Linked DNA regions of Homo sapiens: region 1 is linked to region 2. Evidence: read pairs that join two places in POLR2A ChIA-PET (ENCODE). Cell type or tissue: OCI-LY7. All regions are shown on one strand. Links, peaks and the distances in the headings refer to the core of each region. The heading gives the core; the rest is flanking DNA. Region 1 overlaps RTN3 (reticulon 3). Region 2 has its middle 14 kb from the start of ZFTA.

Region 1 (2,916 bases), core at 210-2,709, 93 kb after region 2:
TCTGGAATTAGATAGTGGAGATAGCTGTACAACCTTGTGCATACACTAAAACCCACCTTAAAATGGTGAATTTTATGGAGACAGAGGATGAAAAGCCAGTGAGAGTGAGTATGTGGTGTCACAGAAGACAAATTAAAAAAGCATTTCAAGGAGAGAATAATCAATTATGTCAAAAGCTGTTGTGAAAGCATGTTAAGAGGAGGATGAAGTGACCACTGAATTTAACAATGTGGAAAATATCTGGTGAACTTGACTAGAAAGTTTCTGTAGAGCAGTGAAATAAAAAGGCACCTGGCTTAAGAACCGTGGAGCCAGAAATTAAGACTTTTAAATTAAACTGATCACTGAATTCAAAAGGGTAACTGAGCCACTTTTACTACATGTTGCTTCAAATCTTAAAGCGTGGGCATTAAACTCTCTGTGCCTGAGTCCCCATCTGTAAGAAGGGGGTTATATCGCTACCTGTCTACCTCACAGATAAACATAATACAAGTCTTTCCTCTATAGAATATGGCCTCTAGAGGAATGATCTATATTTTATTTACCTTTCTGTCTTCCACAGCACCTGGCAAAGAGCCTTCATGTATGCTCAGTTGTTGAATTAAGGTAACATATGGGCACAACTTAAATCATAAAGCAGTACACAAATGTAAGATATCGTGAAAATCAAGTACTTCTATCTCATACGTAAAATAAAGACAATGCCCTCCACTGAAATATGTTCAAATAACAGGACACAATTTTCATAACAAAAGGTTTTCCAGAATGTCCTTCCATATATCTTGAAGGGCGAGCTACCAATGAGGAACAGGTCAAAAAGCTCACCGTTCCCTCTGGTTAAGTTATGATGATATGGTTACAGGAGATAATAAATCAGTTGATTGGAGAAAACAGGTAAGAATAGTTCTTTGAGACTGGGTGTGGTGGCTCACATCTGTAATCCCAGCACTGTGGGAGGCCGAGGCGGGGGCAGTTCACTTGAGGTCAGGAGTTCGGGACCAGCCTGACCAACATGGTGAAACCCCATCTCTACTAAAAATACAAAAATTAGCTGGGCATGGTGGCACAAGCCTGCAATCCCACCTACTCAGGGGGCTGAGGCAGGAGAATCGCTTGAACCCGGGGGGCGGAGGTTGCAGTGAGCAGAGATCCCACCACTGCACTCCAGCCTGAGCAACAGAGGGGGATTCTGTCTCAAAAAAATAGTTCTTTGAAATAAAAAAAAAAAAATCAAAAATCACAAGAGTGGGCCACTTGCTGATAAGCTCACTGTCTTCTCTGGTTAGGTTACAATGATATGGTTATAGGAGATAATAAATCAGTTGATTGGAGAAAACAGGTAAGAATAGTTATTTGAAATAAAAAAAAAAAATCACAAGAGCAGGCCACTTGCTGATAATCTTCTCCCATACGTAAAATGGAAATGCAAACCCCGTTACAGTATTTAAAGAGATTCTCTCTGAGGTTGCAATATCACAGAGTAACATGTCTTACAAAACTCACAGATGCCCAGAAGACTTCAATGATGCAATCACAAGCAATACTGATTACAGCTAAACTTATTTAACACACACACTTCTTTCAAAACATCAACACCATACCCTATGATCCAAAATAACTCTACAACTAGTAGCTGTCATAAATGAACAGAATAGAAGGTTAAGTCAGTTTTCTGGGCAACTTCTGAATAAGTCAATTATAAGAACAAAATATCGACCTGCTAATTTTTGTCTAAAAAGTTTTACTATGAGTGCTTACTTCAGCAGCACATATACCAAAATTAGAACAATACAAAGAGTATTAGCTAAATTAAGAGAAAAAGTTATACTACAAAATTGATGAATTTTTCACAAGTTTGTATACTTTAGGAGGCTAAATTCATCATCAACAATAAAGTTAACACAAACTATAAGCTAAGTGCACACAACAAATATGCACATTTATATTAGAAAACCTACTTACTTAATGAAGCCTTTGTAATTCTGTTCAGAATTACAAAAATGGTAAATTCTAGGATTATGGGTAAAGAGAAGTGTCTTTCTGCAAAATATACTCTTGACTCAAACAAAATTGGAAAGCTCAACTTTCCCTTTTCCCTTCAACCAGACGTCACCAATTCCTTCATGACCAAACTTCATTTTACAAGGCTTGAAACATGCACAGGACTAGACAGGTAACTCCTATATCAGGATAAATATATTATTTCCTCACAGGATAATTTGATAAAAGCAGTAATATTGGTTTTTATTTTCAGCCCATCTTTAAAACACCAAGAATAAAAACACTGAGGTTCTTACCAGCCACTTAATGAACAACCCCTTAGAAATGACAATTTAGGGTAAGGGTGCACCTACTAAATGTATGTAGATTGGTTGTTTAATTTGATCAGAGTGGTTCCATTACTTGTGAATTTGACAATAAACAAAAACAGCATTAAAAAAAAACTTCTTGGCCGGGCGTGGTGGCTCACGCCTGTAATCCCAGCACTTTGGGAAGCCAAGGCTGGCGGATCATGAGGTCAGGAGATCAAGACCATCCTGGCTAACATGGTGAAACCCTGTCTCTACTAAAAACACAAAAAATTAGCCAGGCGTGGTGGTGGGCACCTGTAGTCCCAGCTACTGGGAAGCTGAGGCAGGAGAATGGCATGAACCTGGGAGATGGAGGTTGCAGTGAGCTGAGATCGCACCACTGCACTCCCGCCTGGGCGACAGAGCGAGACTCCGTCTCAAAAAAAAAAAAAAAAAAGCAAAACACACTTCTTATTCTTGGAGAATAAAAACAATCCAAGTCAGCAGGCATTTGCAGGCCATATTGACATGACCATTCTTGCTGTCTCCTGTATGCTTGCCTCTGTGCTGAAAGGGGTTTCCTAATGTATCATAACAACATTTATTAGTCAGAATCTGCATAAGT
Region 2 (2,916 bases), core at 243-2,742:
GATATGTACAGTGGGTTGGATTGGGGTATTTTCCTCTCCCACAGGGAAGGTTAGAGGGGTCTGGAGTTGGGTACTTCCCTTCTCCCAGCTGAGTTAAGCCCTGATAAAACCCGGAAGCTTAGGCCCTGATTTCTCCTGAGGGCAGACTTTGTTGAGAACAGAATGCTCTGGTGTATTTCAAAATGGTTCCTTTTCCCCTCCCACTGCTGGAAGCATGAAGGAATTTTTCTCCAATATTTACTGTGAAAACCAGGTCAAGCTCCTGGAGGTAAAACTCACAAAGGTGCGGGGGCCTGCCTGTGACTGGGTCATCCTGGAGTTTTTAACTTTCAGGCTTGTCCACACTGAACCTCCTGCACTTTGTCAATTGCAGTTCATGGTTTCCTCTCCAGCACTGGATCCCCCGGAGGTTTCTTGGTCCCCTCCCCTCCCCTCCCTTCCCCTCCCCTCCCCGGCTCACTCTGTAGCCCAGGAGGGAGTGCAGTGGCACGATGTCAGCTCACTGCAACCTCTGCTTCCCGGGTTCAAGTGATTCTCATGCCTTAGCCTCTCAAGTGGCTGGGATTACAGGATTGCGCCACCGCACCTGGCTAATTTTTGTATTTTTAGTAGAGACAGGGTTTTGCCATGTTGGCCAGGCTGGTCTCAAACTCCTGGACTTAAGTGATCCGCCCACCTTGGCCTCCCAAAGTGCTAGGATTATAGGCATGAGCCACCCCGCCTGGCCCCCTCAGAGGCTTCTGCTTGGGTAAATGGTGATTCTCTGTATTCACCTGTCTGTGTCTCCAATTTTGAAGACAGTGGTTTGCCCTGTGACTCCATTTCTCTTATGGATCTAAGAAGCATTGTTGATTTTTCAGCTTGTTTAGCTTTTTACTTATTAACAGGATGGAGTGACAACTTCCAAGCTTCTTACATGCCTGATCCAAAGAACCATTATCTTTCATACAGAAGATTTTATCTTCCACTGGAGAGTGTTCTACTTTTACTCTTTTAGGTTAATAAAGTTAGGAATTGATCACCTCAATACAGTCAGGAACTGAGCTGGATTTAGGATGAGTCTGGCTACCTCTCTTATCCCTGTTCCACAGCCATGATCCTCCTGGGCTTTTGAAGGGGAGCCTGGAAGGTATCTGTCTCTTCAGCTTATAAGCTGTGGGAGATTTTGTTCTGTTGTTTATTTATTTATTTTTATTTATTTATTTGTTTATTTATTTATTTATTTTTGAGATGGAGTCTCACTCTGTCGCCCAGGCTGGAGTGCAGTAGCACAATCTCGGCTCACTGCAACCTCCACCTCCCAGGTTCAAGCGATTCTCCTGTCTTAGCCTCCTATTTTTATTTATTAGAGACAAAGTCTTGTGCTGTGAGCCAGGCTGAAGTGCAGTGGTATGAACATAACTTACTGCAATCTCGAACTCCTGGGCCCCGTTGATCCTCATACCTCAGTCTCCCGAGTAGCCGGGGCTATAGGCGTACACTACCATGCCCAGATAATTTTTTAAAATTGTTTTGTACAGATGGGGTCTTGCTGTGCTGCCCAGGATGGTCTCAGACTCTGGCTTCAAGTGGTTCTCCTGCTTCAGCCTCCCCAAGTGCTGCGACTGCTGGTGTGAGTCACCTCACTCAGCCTCTGCCTTTTAGAGGTTTTGAGCCTCACTCTTTTGCCTCCTGACCATTGTATCTTCAAAATCTGGCAAATGTCCTATGTTTGGGACTTTGTCTACTGAACACTATGAGGCTGCAGAAGATTTCATTCTGCCTTTGAGGAGCTTCTAGGAGCTTCCAGTGCCTCATGACCACCAAAAGCTCTGCTGGTTTCTCTTCTCACCAGGAGAGTCCCTTTGCCTGGACTAGGTTTTTATGCCTAGAATGGGGGAATTGCCTCCAGGAAAAAAATTTGACCAATGATGGTCAGCTCATTCATTCTGGAATTTTTTTTTTTTGAGGGGATTTAAAAAAACATTTTAAAGGTCGGGCACAGTGGCTCACGCCTGTAATCCCAGCACTTTGGAAGGCCGAGTTGGGTGGATCACCTGAGGTCAGGAGTTCGAGACCAGCCTGGCCAACATGGCGAAACCCCATCTCTACTAAAAATACAAAAATTAGCCTAGTGTGGTGGCACACATCTGTAATCCCAGCTACTAGGGAGGCCGAGGCAGGAGAATCGCTTGAACCTGGGAGACGGAGGTTGCAATGAGCCGAGATGATACCACTGCACCCCAACCTGGGTGGCAGAGTGAGACTCTGTCTGAAAAAATTAAAAAAAAATTTTTAATTCATTTCATTCTCGTTGTGTTCACAGCTCTCTGCTGTCTTTAAAAAAGATGATTTTTTTCTGTGGCCAGGTGCGGTGGCTCACGCCTGTAATCCCAGCACTTTGGGAGGCCGAGGCAGGTGGATCATGAGGTCAGGCGTTCCAGACCAGCCTGACCAACATAGTGAAACCCTGTTTCTACTAAAAATACAAAAAATTAGCCAGGCATGATAGCGGGCACTTGTAATCCCAGCTACTCCGGAGGCTGAGGCATGAGAATCGCTTAAACCTGGGAGGTGGAGGCTGCAGTGAGCCTAGATCATACCACTGCACTCCAGCCTGGGCAACAGTGTGAGTCTCTGTCTCAAAAAAAAAAAAAAAGATGATTTTTGCAATTAAAATTTTTTTGTTTTGCAATGGGATCACTGGCCTGCTAAAAACTTCTATATCCTCAAAGGAAACAGAAGTCTTTTTGATCTTTTCCTAAATTTTAATACATTTTATTTTTATTATTTATTCAAAAAAATTTTTTTTTGAGACAGAGTTTCACTCTTGTTGCCCAGGCTGGAGTGCAATGGTGCGATCTCGGCTCACTGCAACCCCTACCTCCTGGGTTCAAGCGATTTTCCTGTCTGAGCCTCCCGAGTAACTGGGATTAC

Evidence for each region. Peaks named below come from ENCODE experiments on the same cell type or tissue, not always from the same donor. Only the 100,000 strongest peaks of a DNase experiment are listed, where the experiment ranks them.
Region 1: POLR2A ChIA-PET joins it to region 2 with 7 read pairs; 3 of 35 experiments call an interaction of 5 or more read pairs at or near these places.

Annotation. Positions count from the first base shown.
Region 1 is chr11:63,688,056-63,690,971 of GRCh38, reverse strand. All of the region lies in intron 1 of RTN3 (reticulon 3), which reads right to left. Among named protein-coding and RNA genes, the nearest start is that of RTN3, 8.0 kb to the right of the region's middle. In OCI-LY7, for the core only: no CTCF peak of the experiment used is centred there; a DNase peak (open chromatin) is centred at 1,531.
Region 2 is chr11:63,781,584-63,784,499 of GRCh38, reverse strand. No RefSeq gene overlaps it. Among named protein-coding and RNA genes, the nearest start is that of ZFTA, 14 kb to the right of the region's middle. In OCI-LY7, for the core only: no CTCF peak of the experiment used is centred there; no DNase peak of the experiment used is centred there.